Linked DNA regions of Homo sapiens: region 2 is linked to region 1. Evidence: read pairs that join two places in POLR2A ChIA-PET (ENCODE). Cell type or tissue: PC-9. All regions are shown on one strand. Links, peaks and the distances in the headings refer to the core of each region. The heading gives the core; the rest is flanking DNA.

The links. Peaks named below come from ENCODE experiments on the same cell type or tissue, not always from the same donor. Only the 100,000 strongest peaks of a DNase experiment are listed, where the experiment ranks them.
Region 2: POLR2A ChIA-PET joins it to region 1 with 5 read pairs; 2 of 35 experiments call an interaction of 5 or more read pairs at or near these places.

Annotation. Positions count from the first base shown.
Region 1 is chr12:58,087,810-58,094,617 of GRCh38, forward strand. LINC02403 (long intergenic non-protein coding RNA 2403) reads left to right here and starts at 83. Exons shown (of 4, transcript NR_135022.1): 1 at 83-303; 2 at 399-512; 3 at 629-741; 4 at 5,518-5,553. It overlaps LOC105369784 (a long non-coding RNA gene), which reads right to left. Exons shown (of 4, transcript XR_001749166.2): 2 at 2,762-2,792; 3 at 1,657-1,789. RefSeq lists an enhancer at 4,998-6,197. In PC-9, for the core only: no CTCF peak of the experiment used is centred there; no DNase peak of the experiment used is centred there.
Region 2 is chr12:58,031,889-58,038,696 of GRCh38, forward strand. No RefSeq gene overlaps it. Among named protein-coding and RNA genes, the nearest start is that of LINC02403, 53 kb to the right of the region's middle. In PC-9, for the core only: no CTCF peak of the experiment used is centred there; DNase peaks (open chromatin) are centred at 2,643 and 3,013; H3K4me3 peaks cover 1,100 bases; H3K27ac peaks cover 1,727 bases.

The DNA.
Region 1 (6,808 bases), core at 1,230-6,229:
TCTCTACCGAGTGGTAGCGTCTGAATAACAAAGGGGAGTGGCCAATGTCTCTTTTAACAAGGAGGATGTGCTTATGGCAGGCGCCCCGGGAGCCCAGGGCAGGGCTCAGGCCGGGTAGCCCTGAGAAGCAGGGCCCATTGAATATGTGTGAAATGCAGAACACTCAGTAAATGGGCTGTAGTGGAAATCCCGCATCTGTGATACCGGAGGGGTTTGTGTATTTCTGGCTGCTGGTAGATAAGAACCAGAAATTTCTGTGTGCTGAAAACTAGAGCACAGAAAGATTGGTGCTTGTTATATGAGGTGAGAGATGGAAAGAGAGAGAAACTGCAAATCTTGTTTCTGAACCTGTGCTCACCACCTTCCTTTCTTTTTTGGCATGTCTCTCAACTCGGAAGTTTGCTTGGGGACTTCCCCAGCCAGTTCTGTGCTCCTCAAGGCGGGAAACCATGCTTGCCAATCTTTTGGACTCATTTTTAATCGGCTTGGAAATTTAATCAGAATAATGCCAGGTACATGCAATTGTAAAAAAAAAAATCTATTAATTAGCTACCCACAGTCTTGCCTTCTCCAGTTAAATTTAAATCCTGAGGAGAAAATGACATACAGCTCTGTTCTATACCTCCAGGTATGGAAACCACCGCCTGGGATTAAAGCATCAGTGAAGATGCTGCTTAGGAGGAATTCAGATTTTAGAGAAGAAAGGAGGTCATGAGAGCTCATTACTGGATCACTGAACTGGTAAGAATTATAAAGAGCTCGCCTTTTTCTTTTCTTGTATATGTGCACTACATTCATTTTTTTGGTGTGACAACAGTGTTTATAAAGGACCAAACATTCACTTTGCTAATGAAAGTTGACATTTCTAGTCATCCAATAAACAAGGATGCTTAATTTCAAGAGATGTGCATCAAGATGGTACCAATGGGTACACAGTGTAGACTCTCTGGGGAACTGAACACTCAGAATGGACACAGGTTTAATTTAGCTCAAAACACACTTAACATATGCAGTAGGACAGTTTGTCTGCAATGCCTAACTATTCTTTATGCCCTATGACTTTGGTTCATTTATCTCCCCAGAATTCGATCAGGAGTAGCCTCTTGCCATAGTGGTGGCAAGTCTGCTGCCAAGCGGCTAGCCTATTACTAGGAACCTTGCTAAAATAAAGATCTTGATTCAATAGTGCAGGGGTGAAATCTGAGACTCCGCATTTCTAACTAGTTTCCAGGTGATGCCAAGGCTGCTGGTCCCAGGGTCACACTTTGAGTAGCAAGGGACCAAGTTACAGAGACAGGGGGATTTAAGAGCCCAGACACCTTAATTGTGTAGCTGATGTGAATATCTGGGAGCTTCTGGTGCAGAGGATCCCAGACAAGCCCTAATTTGTCCTCTGAGTCCTGTTTTTCCCATTTTTATTTTCCCCCTGCACTTCCATGGATTCCACAAGAGATGTGTCCTTTGAACGGAGCCCCTTTTCTGAGCTAATTTGTGGGGATTCTACCCTATTCTTGCAGCCAGATGAGCCCTTGCTAGTTCAAGAAACAGATACATCAGTATTTAGAGGAGTCCACAGGTTAGGCGTGTATGAGGTACAAATAACCAGACTCTGCCTCCCCCTGACTATGGCCTGGCAGCTTTCTCTTTCTTCCTTACCTCTCCATCAGCTGAACACTTCAAGTCTGTGCCTTCAGGGCAAGACCTTCTTTTGACCTTGTTAATTTGCTCATTTCTCTAATCAACTCGTTTAGTTAAGAGATGTGGTTTCAAAATGGAAACACCTCCAATACTGCAAAGTGAAGAAAGCAGAACAGTTAGCTGTTTCATATAAAAACAATCTGAAAATACAGTAAATGAATCCACGGTTAAAATGCTAAACAGTAAATTTATTTGCAAAGTGAATCACACATCAGTTGTGCTTTTACTGTAGCCCAGAATAATTTCTAATTATAGCAACACTAAATAGAAAATAGCTTGTATTCTATTATTTAAAATATTCATGAAGTGGGGAGAGGACTAGAAAGAACTGAATGTATAAATGTGACTTTTGTGGGGCTGTTTTAATGCTTGGCCTTGTATGGCATCCACGCCCAGTTTGGCTCAGGTGACGAAAATGAAATGGACAAATATATTTGGTGACATAAATAACATTAAAGTTAATAGGTTTTACTCAGCACTTGGCATGTGAATGCAAAAGGAACCCAAATCCTCTGGGGTCACTCAAGATATACTGAGCACCCGCTTTTACGCAGGCAACCGTACTAAGTTTGGTGGGAGTTCAAAAGTGAGCAAAATGCTTCTTCTTTCCCTTTGGCTCTTATAGTCTGGGAAAAAATGACAAGCAATGTTTTTTTCTCCTCCCTCCATTTTCTATTAGCTGACAACTACATGGATCCTCTTTTCCTTATCTCTAGTGGTGAAGTTTTAGTGTCAGCATCAGGCCAAGGAGTGAGGCATTTTGAACAGACATTTTCAGTGTTCCTCAGATCCCATGATGCAGATGACAGTCCCCTCTTAAGGCCAGCCCCTTAGGAGTCCATCTTTTCAGTTTACTCCACCTTTCCTAATCAGAGCCATTCTTTGCTCAGATAACCACAGACACTTCTGGAGAAACAGCCCTTTCCCTACTCTTTCAACCCCTACAACCTCCCTGAGAAATTTCTGCCTTGGCCTCTGCAAAGGACCCACCTGACAAAGCGATATGAGGAGGCATATTGCAAAAAGGACACAGCCTGTGAACTGGGGGAGCCCTGCTACTCACCAGCCACTCTCCCAGCACAGCTTCCTCAAAACTTTTTTGTTTGAAAAGATGTTGCGTCATGGTGAATAAGAGCATCAATGTGCCGGGGCCAGGGGTGCCATAAACTAAATGGTGTCCCATCCCTAAATTCATATGTTGGAGCCCTAACCCTTCATGTGGGCTATACTGGAGAGAGGGCCTTGAAGAAAGTAATGAAGGTTAAATGGGGTCATAAGGCTGGAGCCTGACCTGGGAGAACGGGTGCTCTTAGAAGAAAAGGAAGAGATAGCAGAGTTCTCTCTCACCATGCGAGGGCACCGTGGGAAGGCAGACATCTGCAAGCCAGAAACAGAGCCCTCACCAGAACCCAGTCGTGCTGGCTGGCTGATCTTGGACTTTTAGCCTCCAGAACTGTGAGAAAATAAATTTCTGTTGTTTAAGCCAGCAGTCCCCAACTTTTTTGACACCAGGGACCAGTTTTGTGGAAGACAGAGTTTCCATGGACTCGTGGAGGGGGTGAGATGGTTTTGGGATGATTCATGCACATTACATTTACTGTGCACTTTATTTCTATTATTATTACATTGTAATACATAATGAAATAATTATACAGCTCACCATAATGTAGAATCAGTGGGAGCCCTGAGCTTGTTTTCCTGCAACTAGATGGTCCTATCTGGGGATGATGAGAGACAGTGACAGATCATCAGGCATTAGATTCTCATAAGTAATGCACAACCTAGATCCCTTGCATGCACAATTTACCATAGGGTTTGCACTCCTATGAGAATCTAATGCTGCTGCTGATCGGACAGGTGGCAGAGCTCAGCTGGTAATTCATGCAGTGGGGAGTGGCTGCAAATACAGATGAAGCTTAGCGTACTTGCGTGCAGCTCATTGTGTGACTCAGTTCCTAACAGGCCATGCAGGGACTGGTACCGGTTTGTGGCCCTGGGGGTGGGGGGACCCCTGGTTTAAGCCACCAGTCTGTGGTACTTTGTTAGGGCAGCAAGAAATGACTAATTAATACCAGGGAGACTTAGGGATGGGGAGGCAAGCCGAGGTGGGCAGAAGGAGAGAGAGAGGCAGCTGTGCATGCTGCAGGTTGGGAACTGAGATGGCTCCCAGTAGAGGTCAGCTTCAGTCATTTCTTCAAACAGTTTAAAATCCACGTCTGAGAACCGTTTCACTTCTTATGGAGGGGCAGCAAGAAAAGCTGCCTGCAACAAGATTTAATTGTGGGACTTCTGGTAAGACCATTATTTTGTTTTAAACTACAAAGAACATGCAGCTCTTATGATACAGATAGTGAAAGAGTCACATAAAAATAGGCATTTGGCCTCTGAACCACAGTCTTATGGCAGTTTAAGTTTGAATGCTGAAATTAATTTTTGACAGCCCCAATAAACTGCACATTGAGACCACACTTCCCAACGACTGATCTGATCATTAGAGTTTCTATTTCTCAGGAATTATTAGGAGGAAAACCAACTATATCCAAGCTACTGGGAGATGCACAACCACTGATAATTAGAAAGAATAAAATCGATGACTAAATGAATGTGCAGTTTACACACAAATGTAACCTTTTATTCTTTCCAATTAGGCTTTCTCCTGTAGGCTTGGCAGATGAGGCTGTGTTATAAATAGAAGTGGCATTTTGTAGGGTTCTTCAAACTGAAGTGTACATGAGGTCAAATTATAATCAAGGTAATATATATAAGTAATGAGCTGAGTCCACATTCCCAGGCATTTATACATTTAGTGGTAATAAATGAGCAAAGATGAAAAGAGAGCTTCCGGACAAATGCAGCAAAATAGTTACTTGTGTGGTTGGAGCACAGCAACTTATCTCTTTGTAATGAATGCTTGCCAGTGATAATTGACTTCATTTGTTAATTGTATTCATGATATTAATGAGATCATTAGCATAACAGTCACATCCTATTCTCCTGTGGTCAAAGTCTAGGGAATTACAAGTTTTGCACACCTTGTTGCTATACGTATACTTATGCATGCCAGTGATGTACAAATTCAAATGCCATCTGTGCTGACTTTTACAAGGACACCCTGAAATAATTCCTTGCCTGTTTTTAAGGGGGCTTTCTGAGAATTTGGGAGAGATCTTTTGTTCTCAGGATAATGAGTTTCATATTTATGAGAAAGATCCAAATTTAGCTCCTGTCATCTTTTTCTCCCCTGAATTCTACTTATTAGTAAGACTTAGCCATGAGCTAAGAACCTGGGAGGAGGAGGAGAAAGTGGCAACAGCCGAGTCTCAGTAAGAGAGGAAAGGGAAGTGATGGGGCACAGGAACATCAAAATATGGCAGCCTGACATTTGAGAAAACTGCAGAAGTGGAATGTCTCCCTCAACTTACCCTTCCCCCTCTCCCCTGAAGCAGGTCATAAAACCCAGGAAGGGCACTCTCTGACTTTCTTGGATCCTTCTTCTCTAAAGCAGGTCATAACATCCTCATTCAGGAAGTACCCTCCCTATACCCGGAAGAAAGGAACATCCTTATCTCTGAAGACACAGAAGAATCTGAACAAACAAACCTGCCTTACTAAGTTCCTCCAAGTTTATTCCCATTAGGTTATACCTCCTTTGTCCAATCATACTTCCCCATGACTGTCCATTCTTCAACAAAGTCAAGTGTAAAAATATACAGGTTTTCTTGTTTCTCTGGGTCTTCATTTCTGAAGGCTCTCATGTCACATAAAACTTATATTAGATAAACGTGTGCTTTTTCTTTGTTAATCAGCCTTTTCTTATAGGTGCCTCAGCCATGAACCTGGTGAAGAATGAGAAAAGAAATCTTTCTTCCCCTACAGAAGTAAGTGAAAGTTCACTTACTTGGGGAATTGTGGGAAGAAAAAGATAGAGGTTTGGGAGGCAGTGGGGAGATGGGTATGTGGGATAAGACATTCAAGAATGGGGTGGAGGAGATTTGTTTCAGTTTAGGTGTGAGACTCTAGAAGGGAACTGGATTACTCTCTTCTCCCAGACAACTCTTGTACCAATTCATGTGGTGAGGTGTGGAGGAGACCCAGATGTGCCCAGGTACCTCTCCCAGCCCCAGGAGGGGTAGTGAAAGGGACTGGACAAGATCCAAACAAGCCTGCTTTAGAACCCAGCAAGACACGAGGAAGGTGACCTCCAGCAGCTGGTTGAAGGATGTGGCAGAGCTTGAGTGAGTAGCCAGGGAGAATCACCAGGCCATTGTGGAGATGCAAGGGGCCAGTCTGGCCCAGTCCAGCCCAGCCCAGCTTCTGCAGGAGACACTAACACTCCTCCAGATATTGGCTGCTCCATGAGGGTCACTCTCCAGGAGCAGCCCAGTCTAGGCATTTTGCTGCAAGGGATGCCATGTGGAATCAAGGACCTTTCCCTTCCTTGAACATCATCTTGGGGAAGAGAAGGAAGGAAGGAAGGAAGGAAGATCAGGCATCTGAAAGACTGAATGACATTAGGCAAGTCACCTAAATGCACTGCAAGGATAACGCCAGCATATGGGCCCTGCCAGGCAGCTGAGGACATGGAGTGGCTTTTATCCCAAAGACATCACATTACTTAAGGACTCTGTTCAGATTTTGGGATGGCCTGTAATTTTAGAGTTGAACTAAAATCTCTAGTTCCCTCTTTCTGCTTGCAAGGGGAATGGGGAATTTAGAGAGAGTAATTTATAAGAAAATACTGAAACTTCATTTTCTCTGGATTTATGAAGGTAGTGTAAGTGAATTGCAACCCTGCTACATATGAAATTGCTATCAAGAGGCAACTTCTTTTGGTCCTGTTACCTCTCCAGGGCCATTCCAATTATTTATAATAATTGCTCAGTATAATTATGTATGAAAAGGCCAGCAGGTCTGGAAATGGCTCCATGACTGCTCTGTCACCATGAACTAGTTCTCAGGCACCATCTGAAGTTTCTGAGATGAGGCCCTCCCCTGATTATCCCCGTGGTGTCTCCTTACCTGACCCTTTCTTCCTGATTCTGCTTGGTACCTGGGATTCCTCTGCTTTCCCCTATGACCTTGACATATGCCTGGTGGGGAAGCCACGCCA
Region 2 (6,808 bases), core at 1,010-6,009, 56 kb before region 1:
GCCCTGGTGTCTATTATTCCCTTCTTTGTGTTCATGTGTACTCCATATTTAGTTTCCACTTATAAGCGAGAACGTGTGGTATTTGGTTTTCTGTTTATGTGTTATAATAATTTGCTTAGGATAATGGCCTCCAGCTGCATCCATATTACCACAAAGGACATGATTTCATTATTTTTTATGGCTATATATAATAGTATTTCTTGGTGTATATGTACCACTTTTTTTTATTCAATCCACAATTGATGAGCACCTGGGTTGATTCCATGTCTTTGTGACTATTCACTATTGTGAATGGTGCTGTGATGAACATATGCATGTGTATTAGTCCATTTTTACACTGCTATAAAGAACTGCCGGAGACCTGGGTAATTTATAAATAAAAGAGTTCTAATTGACTCACAGTTATGGATGGCTGGGGAGGCCTCAGGAAATCTACAATCATGGCAGAAGGTGAAGGGGAAGCAAGGCACATCTTACATAGCGGCAGGAGAGAGAGAGAGCAAGTGGGGAAGTGCCACAAATTTAAACCATCAGATCTCATGAGAACTCCCTAACATGAGAATAGCATTGGGGAAATCCACTCCCATGATCCAGTCACCTCCCACCAGGCCCCTCCCTGACACGAGAGGATTACAATTCAACATGAGATTTGGGTGGGAACACAGAGCCAAACCATGTCATTCTTCCACTGGAGCCTCCCAAATCTCATGTCCTTCTCATATTTCAAAATACAATTATTCAGTCTCAACAGTCCCCCAGTCTTTTTTTTTTTTTTTTAAATGGAATCACAACTTTAATGAAAACTTGTTTTAAGTAGCTGCCTATTTTGTGCCAGATGTTTTGTCAGGTACTTTGAATGTCTTTTTAAATTTATTATTTTAACAAACCAGTGAAGTGAGTATTCTTCTTCCCATTTTACAGATAAAGACAGTCTCAGAGAAAGTTTGTGGCTTGTCATTTACACACCTAGGAACTGTCAGAATCAATTAGAACCCAGGTCAATTTGAAGGTTCTTTCCACTACATCACCCTGCCTCTCACATTTTAGATACTGAGTAATAAACGTTCAATATTTAAACACAGAAGCATAATACTGCAGACATTAGAGTAAGAAGAGCATTATTTCATATAAATATAACCCTTCTCCTTTAAAGGAACTCCGAAATTATTCTTAGGTTTGGTAATTTAACATAATCCTATTTTTGATTCTTTTTTCTTTGTCTTTGTCAAATTGGGTTAATTCAAAAGCCTTGTTTTCAAGCTCTGAAGTTCTTTATTCTACTTGTTCAATTCTATTGTTGAAACTTTCCAGTGTATTTTGCATTTCTCTGTGTTTTTCATTTCTAGAAGTTGTGATTTTTTAATTTATGATATCTGTTTCTCTGGAGATTTTTTCATTTATATCCTGTATTTTAAAAAATGTCTTTAAGTTGTTTTTCACCTTTCTCTGGTGCCTCCTTGAGTAGCTTCATAATTGACCTTCTGAATTATTTTTCTGGCAATTCAGAGATTTCTTCTTGGTTTGGATCCATTACTGATGAGCTAGTGTGAACTTTTGGGGGTGTTATAGAACTTTGTTTTGTCATATTATGAGAATTGTTTTCTGTTCCTTTTCATTTGGGTAGACTATGTCAGAGGAAAGATCTGGACTCAAGGGTTGCTGTTTAGATTCTTTTGTTCCATGGGGTGATCCCTTGATGTGGTGCCCTCCCCACTTCCCTAGGCTTGGGGCTTCCTAAGAGCTGGGCTAAAGTGATTGTTATTGCTCTTCTGGGTGTAGCTACCCAGCAGAACTACCAGGCTCTAGGCTGGTACTGGGGAGTGTCTGCAAGGATTCCTGTGATGTGATCCATCTTCAGGTCTCTCAGGCATAGATACCAACACCTGCTTTTGTGGAGGTAGCAGGAGAGTGAAGTGGACTCTGTGAGAATCCTTGCTTGTAGTTTTGTTTAGTGCACTGGTTTTCTTAAATGCTGGTTATGCTAGCAGTGAAGTTGTTAAGTGGACAGACTCAAGACCTCTGGTTATCCAGGTGGTTGAATTAGCCATTGTTTTCTCTTTCCTTGGAGTTCAGTTGGTTGGCCTTCTCTTTCCTTGGAGTAGAATTGGTTTCCTAATGACTTGAGTTGGTTGGCTTCCAGCCAGGAGGTGGTGCCTTCAAAAGAGCATGAGCTGTGGTAGTATAGGGGGGATTCAAGCTTGCCCTAAGGTTGCCTGGATAAGTATTTGGGTTTCTCAGGTGATGGGCAGGGTCTTAGAGTTCCCTTCAGTTTATGTCTCTTGTTGTTGTTTTGTTATCAGCTACCAGGGTGGGTAGAGAAAGACCATCAGGTAGGGGCAGGGTTAGGTGGGTCTGAGCTCAGACTGTCCTTGGGTGGGGCTTGCTGTGGCCATTGTTGGGGATGGGGTGGTTCTCATGCCAATGGAGTTATGTTCCAAGGGGGATTATGGCTGCCTCTGCAGCTTCATACAGGTCCCCAGGATGGTTGGAGAAAGCCGGCAGTGACAGGCCTTACCCAGCTCTCATGCAGCCAGCAAAGCTAATCTCACTCCCGCTGTACTCTCCCAACAGCCAACAGAGCTGAATTTATATCCAGGTCACCAGTGTGCGGGGCTGAGATCTTGCCCCAGGCTACAAGCCTCCCTGCTGAGAAAGCAAGCAGGGCTTTCAGTACTTGCTACTCCCTGACTGCCATGGCTTCTGTGCTAATATCTGTACTTCCTGTTTGACCCCTGGCTACTGCCCAGGAAAATTCATGCTTTGTCAAAATTATTACAAAGTTCAGCTTAAAGTCTCCTTTTCCCTGTGGCTTTTCCCCAATTCTACTGGCTGCTGTCCCCAGAACCCCCGTGAGATAAAGTTAGAAATGGCTTCCCTGGAGACCAGGAGTGCCTACATAGCTCTTCCTACTGCTGCTTTTATTTTATATTTTGCTTGGCTCTCTAAATTCATTTCAGCTCTAGTTAAGGTTAGATCCTTCTCCTGTGATCTGGATTTTCAGGTTCCTCAGGATGTGTGTTCAGAGGCAGACTTTCACCCTCTCATGCTTTGGGCACTTGCAGTTTTTTGGCTGTCTCATGGAGTTTGCAGCAGCAAGCTGCTTCTTTGAAAGGGTCTATGAAATTTTTTGTTTTCTTGGTATGTTCCTGCAGTGGTTCTTGCAGCAATATTTTACATTGTGAGTCTCCACATACTGTCTGTCCATTTGAGTGGGAGCTACATCCATTTGAGTGGGAGCTACAAGTTAGTCCTACCTCCTTTCCAGATTTTTTTTCTTCTTTCAGTCTCCCAGTCTTAACTCATTTCAGCATTAACTCAGAAGTCCAAAGTCCAAAGTTTCATCTGAGACAAAGTAAGCCCCTTCTACCTATGAGCCTGTAAAATCAGAAACGAGTTAGTTACTTTCAAGACACAGTGTGGGTACAGGCATTGGGTAAGTGCTCCCATTCTGAATGGGAGAAATTGGCCAAAACAAAGGGGCTACAAGCCTCAATGCAAGTTCATAATTTAGCAGGGCAGTCATTAAATCTTAAAGCTTCAAAATAATCTCCTTTGACTCCACATCCCACATCCAGGGCACACTGATGCAAGGGGTGGGCTCCCAAGGCCTTGGGCAGCTCCTCCCCTGTGGCTCTACAGGGTACAGCCCCTGTAGCTGCTTTCACAGGCTGGTGTTGAGTGCCTGCGTCTTATCTAGGTGCATGGTGCAAGCTGTCAGTGGTTCTACTGTTTTGAGGTCTGAAGGACAGTGACCCTCTTCTCACAGCACCACTAGACAGTGCCCCAGTGGGGTCACTGTGTGGGGGCTCCAACCCCACATTTCTCCTCTGCCCTATGCTGTAGAGGTTCTCCATGAGGGCTCTGCCCCTGCAGCAGACTTCTGCCTGGACATCCATCTATTTCCATACATGCTTTGAAATCTAGGCGGAGGTTCCCAAACTCTTGCCTTCTGCATACCCACAGGCCCAACACCACATGGAAGCTGCCAAGGCTTGGGGCTTGCACCCTATGAAGCAATGGCCTGAGCTGTACCTTGACACCTTTTAGCCATGGCTGGAGCTGGAGCAGCTGGGACACAGGGTACCATGTCTCGAGGCTGCAGAGAGCAGCATGGCTCTGGGTCTGGCCCATGAACCCATTTTTCCCTCCTAGGCCTCCAAGCCTGTGATGGGAGGGGCTGCCACAAAGATCTTAGAAATTCCCTGGAGACATTTTTCTCACTGACTTCACTATTAACAATTGGCTCTTTGTTACATATGCAAATTTATATAGCTGTCTTGAATTTCTCCCCAGAAAATGGGTTTTCTTTTCTGCTACAGGGTCAGGCTACACATTTTCCAAACTTTTGTGTTCTGCTTCCCTCTTAAATATAAGTTCTAATTTCAGACCATCTCTTTCTTCATGTATATGAATGTACACTTTTAGAAACAGCCATATTACATCTTGAGTGCTTTGTTGCTTAGAAATTTATTCTGTCAGATACCTTAAATCATGTCTCAAGTTCAAGTTCCACAAATCTCTAGGGCAAGGGCAAAATGCTGCCAGCCTCTTTGCTAAAGCATAGAAAGAGTGACTTTTACTCCAATTCCCAATAAGTTCCTCATCTCTAGATGAGACCACCTCAGACTGGACTTTATTGTCCATATCACTATGAACATTTTGGTCAAAACCATTCAACAAGTCTCTAGAAGGTTCCAAACTTTCCCACATCTTCCTATCTTCTTCTAAGCCCTCCAAACTGTACAAACCTCTGTCCATTACCCCATTCCAAAGTCATTTCCACTTTTCAGGTGTCTTTATAACAGTGGTTCACTCTGCTGGTACCAATTTTCTATATTAACCAATTTTCACACTGCTATAAAAAGAACTACCTGAAACTAGGTAACTATAAAGAAAAGAGTTCTAACTGACTTACAGTTCCACATAGCTGGGGAGGCCTCAGGAAACTTACAATCATGGCAGAAGGTGAAAGGAAAGCAAGGCACATCTTACATGGTGGCAGGAGAGATAGAGTGAGGGGAGAAGTGCCACACTTTTAAACCATCAGATCTTGTGAGAACTCAGTCAATATCATGAGACCAGCATGGGGGAAATCCACCCCCATGATCTAATCACTCCCATCAAGTCCCTCCCCTGACATGTGAGGGTTAAAATTTGACATGAGATTTGGGTGGGGACACAGAGCCATACCATATCAGCATGTATGTATCATTATGTAGTATGATTTATGTTCCATTGGGCATATACCTAATAATGGGATTGCTAGGTCAAATGGTTATTCTATTTCATTTTTTTATTTTTATTTTTTATTATACTTTGAGTTTTAGGGTACATGTGCACAACGTGCAGGTTTGTTACATATGTATACATGTGCCATGTTGGTGTGCCACACCCATTAACTCATCATTTAACATTAGGTATATCTCCTAATGCTATCCCTCCCCACTTCCCCCACCCCACAACAGGCCCCAGTGTGTGATGTTCCCCTTCCTGTGTCCATGTGTTCTCATTGTTCAATTCCCACCTATGAGTGAGAACATTAAGTTCTTTGAGAAATCTCCAAATTGCTTTCCAGAGTGGTTGAACTAATTTGCATTCCCATCAGCAGTGTATAATTGTTTCCTTTTCCCTGCAACTTTGCCAGCATCTGTTATTTTTTGACTGTTTAATAATTGCAATTTTGACTGGTGTGAGATGGTATCTCATTGTTGTCTTGATTTGCATTTCTCTAATGTTTAGTGATGTGCAACATTTTTCAAAATGTTTGTTGGCTGCCCAAATGTCCATCAGTGATAGACTGGATTAAGAAAATATGGCACATATACACCATGGAATACTATGCAGCTGTAACAAACGATGAGTTCATGTCCTTTTTAGGGACATGGATGAAGCTGGAAACCATCATTCTCAGCAAACTATCGCAAGGACAGAAAACCAAACACCGCATGTTCTCACTCATAGGTGGGAATTGAACAATGAGAACACTTGGACACAGGTTGGGGAACATCACACAACAGGGCCTGTTGTGGGGTAGGGGGAGGGCGGAGAGATAGTATTAGGAGAAATACCTAATGTAAATGATGAGTTAATGCATGCAGCACACCAACATGGCACATGTATACATATGTAACAAACCTGCACATTGTGCATATGTACCCTAGAACTTAAAGTATAATAATAAAAAGAAAATGTTTGTTGGCTGCTTGTATGTCTTCTTTTGAGAAGTTTCTGTTCATGTCCTTTGCCCACTTTTTAATGGGGTTGTTTTTTGTATGTTGAATTGCTCCTTATAGATTCTGGATATTAAAACTTTGTCAGATGCAAACTTTGCAAATATTTTCTTCCATTCTGTAGGTTGTCTGTTTACTCTGTTGATAGTCTATTTTGCTATGCAGAAGGTTTATTAGGACTCACTTGTCAATTTTTGTTTTAGTTGCAATTGCTTTTGGTGTCTTTGTTATGGAACCTTTGCTAGGGCCTATGTCCACAGTGGTATTTCCTAGGATTTCTTCTAGGATTTTTATAACTTTAGACTTTACATTAAAGTCTTTAATCCATCTTGAGTTGATTTTTTTTATACGGTGAAAGGAAGGGATCTAGTTTCAATCTTCTGCATATGGCTGCCAGTTATCTCAGCATCATTTATTGAATAGGGAATCCTTTCCCCATTGCTTGTTGTTGTTGACTTTGTCAATGCTCAGATGGTTGTAGGTGTGTGGATTTATTTCTGGGTTCTCTAACCTGTTCCATTGCTCTATGTGTCTGCTTTTGTACCAATACCATGCTGTTTTGATTACTGTAGCCTTGT